Regions from separate parts of the Homo sapiens genome. Here region 2 is linked to region 1. A link is a contact called in ENCODE Hi-C data. All regions are on one chromosome and are shown on one strand. Each heading gives the region's core, a stretch centred on a gene start or an enhancer-like site at or near the end of the contact. The rest is flanking DNA. Distances are from core to core; before and after follow the strand shown.

Region 1 (6,401 bases), core at 3,560-6,059:
GGACCCAGCCATCCACACTCACACATCCACTTCTCCCTCCAGAGCCCGGCCCTGAAGCAGGTCTCTGCTCCACGCTTTTCCTTAGTTGGGGAATCGAGAGTTGGGGGATCAAAGCCCCCCACATCTCCCTCACCCGCTGCAGCTATGTTTATCAAGGTGATGTTTGGGGGTAAGTGGGGTCCCCTGTCTTGGTAGGCGGATAGGGGGATGAGCACACTCAGAGGCGTGCTTCCTTCCGCCCTTGCGGTGGGTGGGGAGGCAATGGCGGGAAAGGGGGGTGGTGCACATGGCGGGGGTCGTCGGGGAAGCGGCTCTGTGAGGAGGCGAAGCCAGCACCTGGAGCGAGTCCCTTAAAGGGAAAACCCGAGCTGAGTCCTGCTCATTCACAAGGGTTCCTCTCGGCCAGAGACCGCCGCATTACCCTGGAGCAGGTTTTTAAGCCGCACAATCTCTTCGCCATTCAATCCGTGATCCTCAAGCTTCAGCGTGCATCAGACACCTGAAACTCTAGCCACAGTTGCAGGGTCCCCGTGCCTCTGGCTGGAGGCGGGTCGGCCCTGTGCGGTAGCGGAAGGGAAGAGAGGAGCCGGTGGGTGCGGAGGGCGGGGACTGGCTGGGTCCCGTGGGGGCGGGTCCCGGGAGGAGGCTGGGCTGGCGCCCACTTCGTGCTTTGCAGGACTCAAGAGACCAACACTTGGGAGTCACCACACATGGGAGAAAAGTCACCACACATGGGAGATGGATGGAGGGTTCTCCAAGGCAGTTTAAGCAACAGATGTTGGAGCTGTTATGCCCGGGGCACAGTCTTAGCCCATAGGCCCAGTCGCAGCTCTGGGAAAGGGAGAGATGGGAGGGAGAGACAGAGGACCCCGATTTGGAGGAAGGTAAGAGATCTCACAGGCTCACCTTTGCCCCTCTCCACAGCTGGCTGCTCGGTGCTGGTGAACACCTCTTGCAGGCTGGTGAACCTCACCGCCCACCTGAGGCAGAAAGCAGGGTTGCCCCCAGATGGTGAGGAGACAGGGAGGAGAAGGAGGGGCTGAGGGGTCCCAGGCAGGGGTGCCAGCCCTGCCCAGTCTCTCTCCATGTCCTCCCAGCGACCATTGCTCTCCTGGCTGAGGATGGCAACCTAGTGAGCCTGGAGGAGGACCTGAAGGAAGGGGCTTCCCGGGCCCAGACCATGGGCAACTCCCTACTGAAGGAGCGAGCCATATATGTCCTCGTTCGGATCATCAGTAAGGTGGCCCAAGGTTCTCTCCCCTGCAGCTATGGTAGAATGTAAGAGGGGGGCATAGCAGACCATAGACCACCCAAGGCCCTGTCCGGCCTCCCACCTCGGCTGGGGACCTAGCCCCAATCCATCCCTACCCAATGCTCTGCTCCCAGCCTGGACTAGCAAACAGTTCCAGAGTGAGAGGCAGAGTAGGGACCATTAGGCCAGTCAGGTGTCCTTCATCGTCTCTCCACATGTCACAGAGGGAGAGGACATGGCCTCCACCCGCTATGAGTCCCTATTGGAGAACCTGGATGACCATTACCCAGAGCTGGCAGGTGAGTGTCAGGGTACAGCCCAGGGGGAGGGCACACCTTCTCCCTAACCCCTACCAACAGGACTTCCTGGGCCTTCCAGAGGAACTGCGCAGGCTGTCAGGCCTCTCCTCTGTGGGCCACAACTGGAGGAAGCGTATGGGCACTCGGCGAGGCCGCCATGAGCAAAGCCCCACTTCAAGGCCCAGAAAGGTGAGCTCCCTGCCACCCAGGAGTTGCTAGCTGGGGCAGGGAGCCAGGTACAGAGCAGATTTGGACATCCACAGAGACACCCAGAGTGGGATCCCTTCCTGCAGGACAGACACATATGATGAGGGGCAGACCCTCAACACCAACTCCACGCACATATACCCCCAGATGGAACACACTGTACCCTGAGACAGGTCCCCACCACCCCACGGGAGTGCCAGCGCACTAAGGGCCGGAATGTCCTCAGGCTTCACAGATGTGGCATAGGGGCTGGCACACAGTAGGAGCTCAGTGCACAACTGCTGGATGAACTCAATGAAGGCGGCAGCATGGTGTGTGATGGCACGGCCCACACTGGGTTTGAAGGGCTTGTTCTTCCATTCTGGCAGGCTTGGGGACCTGGCACACTACTGCCAACTAGCCAAGTTGGACTCAGACCCAAGGGGGTTAGCCATGACCTCTGCCTTGTGTGATCAGGTGCAAACAGACAACAACCCAGCAGGACTCCTCTTGCAGAATCTGGAATTGCTGAGAAGTTGCATCAGCAAGAGGGGCAAGGTCAGACAGGATTTGAGGCCGCCAGGGGCACCTAAGCTGTGGGTGCAGAGAATGGGATGCAGAGGTAGAGACAAGAAGGGTAGAGGTGGCAGGTATCCCTGATAAGGGGGAGACCATGGGTTCATCCTGGGATTCCACCCTCAGAGTCAGATGCCCTTGGGATCACCGACTAATGCCTCTCCACCTCACTCTGGACTGCCCAAGGAATCTGTCCTGTGCTACCCACAGTGCAGATTGCAACAGGGCTCCTCCTCCCCACCCAGGGCCCTGATTAAGGGGATGGATTGCACACTGTAGTGAGACATCCATCCTGACCCCACCTCATCAGCCAGGGAGCTCCCTGAAGACAGGCCATCGAGAGAGGCACACAACAGGCTGTGGTCTAAAATAAACTTTTAATTGCACATTTGTGTCTTGGGTTATCTGTGGGGTGAGAAACCTCCTCACTTCCAATCCCAGCTATCTGGGTACAATCTGGTGTTGTGGTCTGGCTGTCGGCGAGGGGTAGAGGTGGGTGCAGGACTGGCCCCCGAGTCTGCACCGACCTCTTCAGGGCAGGGAGCTCAGACCTGGGAAGGGAGGGGCAGCACAGGCTGGTGGTCAGCCTGCAGGTGCAAGAGGAGGGTTGGCCTCTCCCCCTCCCCGCCTGAGTCGGGGTCCACTCACTCACCATGGTAGTACTTGCACTGCTTCAGGGCCTCGCTGAAGCCCTCACACAGGGACAGGTCACTCTGAGTGGTGGAACAGTCCAGGAACTGCCTGATCTCGTAGGCGCAGGGCCCCATCTGCAGGGGCTGGGGGGCAGCGGGGGTGGGGGCCTGGGGGTACAGTGCAAGAGGCTGCAGGATCAGCTTGGAGTTGGCACCTGGAGGTGCGTTTCAAACCTGGGGCCACCTGCCCCTCCCCACATCCCCAGCCTGGGTGTCCCAAGGGTCCTAGGCAGGCTGAGTGATCCAGCAGCAGAGGCGGCTACAGACAGCATGTTTCTGCTGCCTTTTTTTTTTTTTTTTTTTGAGACAGAGTCTCACTCTGTCACCTAGAGTGGAGTGCAGCGGCGCAGTCTCGGCTCACTGCAACCTCCGCCTCCCGGGTTCAAGTGGTTGTCCTGCCTTGGCCTCCCAAGTAGCTGGGGCTACAGGCGCCCGCCACCATGCCCAACAAATTTTTTGTATTTTTAGTAGAGAGGGGGTTTCACTATGTTGGCCAGGCTGGTATCGAACTCCTGAACTCATGATCCACCCGCCTTGGCCTCCCAAAGTGCTGGGATTACAGGCATGAGCCACTGCGCCTGGCCTCTGCTGCCTTCTAATGGGCACTTTGGGCGGGTGCAGGAGAGGGAGGAGAAGGCTCTAGGAAAGCCCAGTACTCTGCCTGTACTCTCAGAGTATGAGCCCCACCCCCACAAGTTCTAGCACCTTCCTGGCTCAGCTACACTAATCCTCATGACCCCTGACCTAGCCACAAAGCCACATTTGGCTTACGGCGGTGGGGTTCCTAGCAGGGGAAAGGTCATCAGGGAAGTGGCTCCCCTTCGCCCTTGCGCCCAGCGGCCACAGTGCCCAGACCTGGGTGTGGGGAGAACAGGGGCTCAGGAAATCCAACATCCCTCCCCTCTGCTAGGGTGAGGTGACCTTGGGCGAGTCTCTGAGCCCTCAGGGCCTGGGTTTCCCATCTTTAAAGGGCTGGTTGGTGTCTCTCCCTGGGAGCTTAGGGACCCTGGCCTCAAGGGAGAGGCCGGGAAGCCTGCCTCTAAGTGACAGTGAACTCAAGACCAGTGGACTAGGACCCTTCCCGGGCAGAGTCCTGGGCTGAAGCAATGGTGAATACACGCGGACACTCCTCACTGGACACTTGGGCAGCTCCCTGTGTGGCCTCGAGATAATCCTGCCTCAGTTTCTCTTGGACTCGCTGCTCACCTGCTGGACAGCAGGCTGGGAGGGCTCCGAGCTCCCCCCGCTGAAGGCTCCGGTCAGGGCGCTGCCCATGACGTGTCCCACAGCCGAGCCCACGGCTACCCCTGCGGCCGTGGTCGCCATCTGAGCCATGAGCCCCGGCTGGCCCGAAGGGGCGGGGGCTGGGGCGGCTGCCGAGGGCGGTGGGTGCGCGGGCGGGTGGGCAGAGGGCGCGGCTGGGCGGCTGCGGGGGTGGGAGGAAGCAGGGTTAATCCTGGCCAGACCCCAGGCTGGAGGGCTGCAGCTCCTGGAAACGACCCCCGGAGAGATGGACGACCCACGTCTCCACACGTGGGTGCTGCACCCCCACCCCTCCCCCCGCCAAGATGGCGCAGCAGCAGCCAAGGTCACTCTGCGGACGCCCTTAGGGGAGTGCCCACACTTCCCTAACCCCCTCCCCACAGGGCCCTTGTCCCCCTCACACCTGGCTGGCCGGGAGGCCGCGCTGCGGCTTCCCCGAGGCATGGTGGCGGCGGTGGGACCCGGGCGACCTTAGAGACGGCGGCAGCGGTGCTGTCGCGGGGACAAATGCCGCAGCGCTTGTCACAGCCGGCGCAAAAAAGGCGGGGCCCCGGGCGGGGCCTCAGGAACACGCCCCCAGCGGGAGGCGGCACTGCCCCCAACCCTATCCCCCTTCTCCCGTCCTCCGGACATCTCCCTTCCAGCAGCTCCGGGTCTCGGCTGGAAATGGGACCCTGCTCCCTCCCTGCGCCTGGCAGGCTGTGCGGGTTCTGGGGACAGGGGCCAGTGTCGCAAAGCGCCGAGGGCTTAAGGAGGGCGACAGTGCCTTCTGTTAGGACCACCGCAGAGGGCAGGGAGCGGAGTTGGGGGTTGTTGCGAGCCCTGGAGGGGAGAGGAGACGGGGAGGCGACGGGATGGGGCCAGCTGGGAAGGGGACGCGAGGCTCCAGGCTGGACTCCGCTCTCTGCCCCCTCCCGGACTCGGCTGTCTGTCCCCTCCCTCCAGACAGGGTCTGCTGACCACCGCGTGGCCTGGGAGTCTCCGGTGGCCTAGGGAAGTGAAGCGCGGCCCTGGGGAAGGCCTGGAGCAACCCATCCCCAGAACTCCCACGAGGGGGCGTCCCAACCCGTCTTCGACTGTTGGCCAAAATGCGCTGCCAATGCTGGCAGCCTTACGCAGTGCCCGCGGGGGATATGAGGCCCCCCGCGCGGCCCTGAACCCCACCGGATTCCCCGGGCCGGCCCGACCGCCCCCACCTAGTCCCTGGCCCCGCGAGTGCAACCCCCGACACTAACGGCCTTTACGCGACATCCGAGCAGCGTGTCTATCCCAAAGGCCTAGGAGCATTTGCCCGGCTCGGTCAAATCTAGCGCAAGTTTGAAGCCTGCGGCCTCGCAATTTTAGCAGCTTCGTTCCAGGCCAGGTGAGCTGGAGCGCGGATTTAGAATGCTTTCCTGCTCTTCGAGAACTTGAGGTTTTAATTTTACTTTTTACTTTTTTTTTTTTGACACGGAGCCTTGCTCTGTCGCCCAGGTTGGAGTGCAGTGGCGATCTCGGCTCACTGCAACCTCCACCTCCCGGATTCAAGCAATTCTCCTGCCTCAGCCTCCTGAGTAGCTGGGACTACAGGCTCGTGCCACCACACCTGGCTAATTTTTGTATTTTTAGTAGAGACGGGGTTTCACCATGTTGGCCAAACTGGTCTCCAACTCCTGAGCTCATGATCCTCCTACCTCAGCCTCCCAAAGTGCTGGGATTACAAGCATGAGCCATCGCGCCCGGCTGAGCTTGAGGTTTTTATGGTCTTTTCTGGGTGACTTTGCAGTGGTCATATTATTACTCCTAGGTGGGGGAAGGTAGGGACTGTCCCTCATCACTGCTGTGCCTGCAGAGGACTCCTGACACCGGGATTGTCGGCAGGGTGCAACCAAGAGCAAAAGCACCCAGAAGTGGGGGTGTGGGTCACCAAGTAAGAGAGGAGGCCCCTCCATAAGGAAGGAGCAGGTCAAGGGGCAAGGGGAGTGGTGGCTGGGGCGTTTGGCCCTGCCTGGCATGCTCAATTCTGTGTGTGCACAGCTGTCCCCAGCCATGCATGCTCTCCATGGAAGTCAGGTGCAGCCCTGTGTTCTCTCACACTGCAGTCCTTTCAGCCAGCCTGTGAACAGGGCCCTTCCCCGCCCTGTCTTCAGTTTC
Region 2 (6,201 bases), core at 2,162-4,661, 210 kb after region 1:
CAGTGGGGAAAAGGGGAGAGTGGCGTGGCAGGCTGCCCAGCCAGTCATGGAGGGAGTAGACTTCAGGAGGAGTACAGAGGTCTGGTCCCATTTTGGGGCTGAGGACAGGAGCCTCAGGTCAGCAGTCTGCAGGAAGGCCCCAGCTGGACCAGCTGCTCACACCTTCCCACAGGCCTGCAGATGGGTGTGGAGAGCAGAGCCTCCAGGCTGAGTCTCCCAGCCCCAGATCTGAGCAGTCTAAATCATCCCCCTCCAGGTTCCCTACGGTCTTATCCACCAGCCCTGCTGCCCATGGTGGCCCCAGATGCCCAGGAGAGATAATAGAAGGTAAGAAGTCATGTTTGAATGAGGAAGCTCTCTTCATTTATTTCATATGAGGATGAAGAAGAGGATTATGTGATCACAGGAATGTTGCATGCGGGATAATCCAAAGCTGGTTATCTCCAGGCCCTCACTCTGCCAAGAGATCTCTCTGGAAGAAGCAGCCAGTTCACAGATGCCCTGGATCCCTCCGTGCCCAATCATAAAAAAGTCATGACCGTCCCTATCTTGCCAATCTGCCAGGACTCCAAGGGGAAAAAGCGGATAAGTATCCTTCAGGAGACAGAGAAAAAGATATCATCAGCTCCTTGGCTAATACCACATCTTGCAAGACCCCTGCCAGGTACTCCCACTGTGGGTACTCAGGACAGCCTGCCTCAGTCCACCAGGCATTTTGCAAACCTGCTCATCCCAATAATGATTTTCCCCAACCCCCAGCAGGGCAGTGGGACACTCAGGTGTGGGAGGTAGCCGCACATCATGACCCAGCTAGGACAGACACACAATACAGTAGCCTCGGTGTGTGTGCCGTACACTCTATCATCTCCATCAGTTTGTGTACTGAGGGGTACCCTGCCTCCTAATTGCAGGCTCCCTAAGGGCACAGTACCTCAGCCACCTGTTTTCTCAAAGGCTGAGCACAGGGTGACCCCCCACCCCACCAACCCCGCCACTAATGTCTGGGCCATAAGTGAACATGCCCCTCTCAGAGGTAACAGCAAGTTTCCAGTGAGGAAAACCAGAACTTGGGACAGCCTGGTTGGGGCGGGCGGGAGTATGAACAGCCTGTCTTCTCATCATAAAATTGGCATAATGGAGATTATCTACCTCATGGGGATAGCATGTCTTGTCTGAGCAAAGGGAGAGTGGATAGGGATTGTAAGGATCAAATGGGATCATGAGTGTAAAGTACCTGTAGAGGACCTAGCACATGGTAAGTGTATAACACTTGTTGTTAGAGTAACAGTTTTCCCTGAGTATCCGTGGGAGATTTGTTCTAGAATCCCCAGAGGAAACCAGAATCTACATTTGCTCAAGTCCCTTACATAAAATGGTGTAATATTTGCATGTAACCTACACACATCCTCTCATATACTTTAAATAATCTCTGGGTTACTTATAATACCTAATATAATGTACGTACTATGTAAATAGTTGTATTGTTTAGGGAATAATGACAAGGAATAAAGTCTATACGTATTTTCAGTATAGATGCAATTATCAATTTTTTTTCCTCTAATATTTCAATCCATGGTTGTTTGAATCAACAGATGCGTAACCCAGTGATACAGGGGGCTGACTGTATTATTCCTCTGTAGCTTGAGGGAGGACCCAGCAGGATCAGCCATTCCTCATCGACCTTCATGGACTAACAAAGGCTCCATTTCAGAAGGTCTTTTTTTGTGAGCCAAGGTCTCACTGTCACACAGGATGGAGTGCAATGCGCAATCATAGCTCACTGCAGCCTCAACCTCCTGGGCTGAAACCATCCTCCCACTTCAGCCTGCCAACTAAGTGAGACTACATGTGCACACCACCATGTCCGGTTAATTTTTAAAACTGTTTTGGGGGATGGCATCTCACTATGTTACCCAGACTGGTCTACAACTCCTGGGTCAAATGAACCTCCCGCCTTGGTCTCCCAAAGTGCTGGGATTACAGGCATGAGCCACCGTGCCTGGACAGTGTCCTTTCAAGCTTCTCATGCCCTTACTTCCTCCTAGACATGGATGTGGCTCAAGAATATCTTTTACCCAAGAGGAAACTTTAACTCGGTCACAGAACGCCAGGTTTGGGTTGCAGACGCTTCTTGTGGGGGAGGGAGGTCTTTTCCCCTGTATTCACAGAAGAGGAGGTTGCCAACTGGAGATGGTTCATTTCCAAGTTTGTCTGGGGTCCCCCAGCTATGCAGGACCCAGAAAGCAGATGTCTAGACATCCAGGCCAATGGTCTTTCACTACTCTGTGAGTCTCCCGTGAACTTCACCTGGAACCTGGCTGGGACACAGGTCCAAAATACGTAACTTCAGAACATACCCAGAATTCCTTCTGACCAGCCTGGAAAAGTTCTAGAAAATCACACTTCAGCCACGTGTACCTACCCTGTCAGGTGCCAAGGCAGGTACAGCACACAGACAATCCCACATGACCCTTGCACTGCCCCGGGGGTGTTAAAAGAGAGCCTTCCCGGTTCACAGACTTACACACTGAGGAGCAGAGCCAGAAATTCATTCAATCCTGCTCGCACTTTGAAGATGGTCCTAACAGCAGGAACCTAAGGGGTCAGGGGGCCCCAAAGCTCCAGACCCTGATGTGTCCTTACTGGGCAGGGCAAGAAATGGGTTTTTCCCCCTGAGGCAGGATCAGTGGCTCCAGTCTGCGGCAGTCCCACATGGATCCCCTACTACCCCTACGCACCGGTCCTGGCCCAGGGCTAGCTCCTTGGTGAGAAACTCAAAGAAGTGGGCGCTGTGGCTGCGGTTGTCCTCGGCGGTGCCCACTACGCCGATGGAGGAGATGGACAGCTGCGCGCAGGGCTCGGTGGACCCGCTCAGCGCCATGGCCAGGCCCGGCCGTACCGTCACGTTCACGCGCTGAGGGGGACATGAAAAGTTTTGCCCGAAGTTGGAGCCGGCCGGGCTACCTCTGGGGACGGGACCCGAGCGCGCGAAAGCCGAAACGCGCAGTGTTCGCGGGGCAGGGATCCCGATACGGGCCGCGGTCCCTGAAGGTCACGCCCGGGTCATGACTGGGGAGGGCGACAAGGGAAAGACGTGCGGAGGGGGAGCCGCGGGATCGTGGAGCACGGAAAGTCAGAGCTTGGCGTGAGGAAAGGAGTGGGGAGTGGTCCCTGGGGAAAAGATTCGGGGTCACTGTCGGGGAGGCGGAGCAGGGACAGGGCCGGACCCCTGGCCCACCAACCTCCCCTCGCCCCGTGCTGCCCGGCCCACGCTTACGTCCGCAGGTTTGCCCAGGATGGAGGCAGCGGCGGCGCAGAGTCGTTTCTCCAGCCCCGCGGGCACTCGGTTGGCGGGCAAATTCGTGTCCAGCTCCAGGAACGGCATGGCGGGCAGAGGAACGGAAACAGCTCTGGCGGAAGAAAAGCTGGGGGTACCCAAGGCTCGCGGACCAGGGAGGAGGGGCGAGGCGCCACAGCAACCTGGCTTCTCATTGGCTGGACAGAGACTCGGCGCTCCCCGATTGGCTGCCTAGGGTACCTCCCGCTTCTGCAAACAAAAGTCACGTGTGCCGGCTGATTTCCGGAAGTCCCATCGTCTCCGCCCTACGTGTAGCCCCACCCACTACAGGTCTTTAACCCGGTAGTGGACCCACCCTGTCTCCCCCGACCCTCCTGCCTGGCGCCAGGTGGGTTTCCCTCTCAAGCTTCCGCGCTGTGGTCGCCCGGTTCCTAGCCCTATTAGAGGTCTGAACACCACACCCCCGACACACAAGGACACACACACACCTATAGGGGTCTTCCCCAGGCTCGACCCTAATAACCAATACAACGGGAGCTTAAAGTTTTTTTGAATGATTTGCCACCATTTCGAAGTCAGGCAATTTCATGTTCAGTATGGAAATCTGCGCTTGGGCAGTCAGGAGATGTGGTTACTCGCGGGGGCGCGGGTAGGGCTAGGCTCACGACAATACCTGTCCCTGCCTGGTCCCCATTGACATCTGCCTGTGTAGCCTCTTGTGCCGGTGGTGAGCCACTGTCCACCAGGGGGTGGCAAAATATGTTCTTTAAAACATGGAAAGGCCGGGCACGGTAGCTCACGCCTGTAATCCCAGCACTTTGCGAGGTCCAGGCGGGCGGATCACCTGAGGTCAGGAGTTTGAGACCAGCCTGGCCAACATGACGAAACCCCGTCTCTACTAAAGATACAAAAATTAGCCGGGCGTGGTGGCAGACGTTGTAATCCCAGCTGCTCGGGAGGCTGAGGCAGGAGAATCGCTTGAACCGGGGAGGTGGAGGTTGCAGTGAGCCGAGATCGCGCCATTGCACTCCAGCCTGGGTGACAGAGCGAGACTCCATCTCGAAAAAACATCAGAAAACATGGAACTCTGTTGGCGTGGCTTAAACATGAGTGTGGTCAGTGTGGCAAAATCACTTGAATTGTACATTACAAATATGACTGAAGTTGTGGTCGAGCAATGTGGCTCACACCTGTAATCTCAGCACTTTGGGAGGCTAAGAAGGGAGGATTGCTTGAGCCCAGGAGTTAAAGATCAGGCTAGGCAACATAGCAAGATTCTCTTCTTTATTTTCTACAAAAAAAAAAAAAAAAAGAAGAAATCTGGGTGCTGTGGTGTGTGCCTGTAGTCCTAGCTACCTGGGCGGCTGAGGCAGGAGGATTGCTTGAGCGCAGGAGATCTAGGCTGCAGGGAGCTATGACTGTGCCACTGCACTCCACCCTAGATGACAGAGTGAGACCCAGGCTCCCCCCTCCCCCACAAAAAAGAAAGAAAAAATTTGCAAGTTTATATGTACAATTTCAACTACGTGTATAAAATTCTCTATAAGTGTGCATACTTAAAGGAGCCTCCACTGAAAGGCCGACAGAGTCTCTGTCTGTCATGATCTTGTCCTATTAGCAGTTTGTTTATTAGATGACTCAGATATCAGAAGGTCTGAGACACACGACAGGTAAATATGACAGTCCTAAGGGGAGAGGGCAGGGACAGGTGGCAAGTCTGGGACCAGGTGTGGGGCATGGACAAGCCAGTGGTCCGGGAGTGGGGTGTAGAGAAGACTGTGGTCAAGGTTATGAGGAGGCATGGGAGAGGGCCAGGAAATAACCAGGGACTTCCCTTCCTGCAAGGAGGTTCATGAACCAGCCCTGCACCCCACTTGTGGAACACAACATCGCCCCACAGTGAGGAGAGAGACCGAGGAGACCAAGGCTGATCCTGATTCAGACATCTTTCCACCAGGTCACCCCTCATCGATGATACATGCTCAGTCCGGGGGTATCCCCCGCAAGGAAACACTGGGGCTGAGGAGCCCAGAGAGGTCGCCTGACCTGGACTGGGGCTGGGGAGGTCAGGGAAGTCTCCCTGGAGAAGAGACAGGGTGCCAAATGCCAAAAGACCAGGAAGGGCACCAGGCGAAGATGAGGAGGGAACAGCATGAGCGGAGGCCAAGAGGCCAAGGTGGGAGCCCAGAGAGGGGTTAGGAGTGTGCAGGCAGAAGGGGCCACCTGGAGGAGTGGGAGCAAGGCCTTGAATGCAAAGTTCAATGACTTGTACTTTAGCTTCTGGGCAGTGAGGAACCATACAAAGTTCCACACAGAAGGTCAGGGTCAAGTAAGCGTTTGCCCAAGCTCTTTTCAGAGGTCACATGGAAGCTAGAATGGAATGGGGTAGGAGACAAAAGGAATGCAGGCATGATATCTGGAGGAACTGTGGACCAGAGCCTTTGCAGATATGTCTTCTCTTCAACCAAGGAGACGGACAGCTCCATGTCTTTATTCTACCAACACAGCATCCCCTCAGTGGCTCAGCAAGTGTGGGACACGCACTCACAGCAAGAAAAGCTGCATTAAGGTCTTCAGATTCTCTTTAACAGCAGGTTCTACTGGAGGCAGGTCCTTGGCCTTCAGGACAGCTGGGAGGGCCTCCTGGAAGAAGTCCTCCCGCACTGCAGCCTCCACGTGTTGGGCACCATGCTGCCACCGTGGGTCTGCTTTCAAAGACTCAGCAGCCAGCACTGATGGGCTAGGGGAAGACAGAGTCAGCGGAGGGGCTGGGCATAGCCAAGTGTAAGGCAGCATGACCTGCTTTAGGGGTTCTCTGATTGGATTTTCCCTCCTCCACCATGTGTGTGATGGGCTAGGATGTCCCCCTCCCTGGGGACACTTGGAAGCCTCTTAATATAGCT

The links. A loop is a pair of places that touch in the nucleus more often than their neighbours do. Pooled maps may share reads with other maps.
Region 2: a pooled map shows a loop between it and region 1 (2.1-fold over the local background). The contact joins the promoter of DDT here to the promoter of CHCHD10 in region 1. A Hi-C loop is called at or near these places in 1 of 50 pooled maps.

The regions. Positions count from the first base shown.
Region 1 is chr22:23,763,163-23,769,563 of GRCh38, forward strand. It overlaps CHCHD10 (coiled-coil-helix-coiled-coil-helix domain containing 10), which reads right to left and starts at 4,810. Exons shown (of 4, transcript NM_213720.3): 1 at 4,672-4,810; 2 at 4,212-4,431; 3 at 2,966-3,113; 4 at 2,672-2,864. The coding sequence starts at 4,712. The coding sequence ends at 2,845. LOC107985577 (a long non-coding RNA gene) reads left to right here and starts at 5,064. Exons shown (of 3, transcript XR_007068022.1): 1 at 5,064-5,631. C22orf15 (chromosome 22 open reading frame 15) reads left to right here. Exons shown (of 6, transcript NM_182520.3): 1 at 1-169; 2 at 925-1,011; 3 at 1,098-1,235; 4 at 1,477-1,551; 5 at 1,631-1,740; 6 at 2,559-2,701. The coding sequence starts at 145. The coding sequence ends at 2,570. RefSeq lists enhancers at 2,348-3,147, 3,148-3,947.
Region 2 is chr22:23,971,030-23,977,230 of GRCh38, forward strand. It overlaps DDT (D-dopachrome tautomerase), which reads right to left and starts at 3,412. Exons shown (of 3, transcript NM_001084392.3): 1 at 3,278-3,412; 2 at 2,739-2,914; 3 at 341-594. The coding sequence starts at 3,385. The coding sequence ends at 522. DDTL (D-dopachrome tautomerase like) reads left to right here. Exons shown (of 3, transcript NM_001084393.2): 3 at 257-1,527. The coding sequence ends at 377.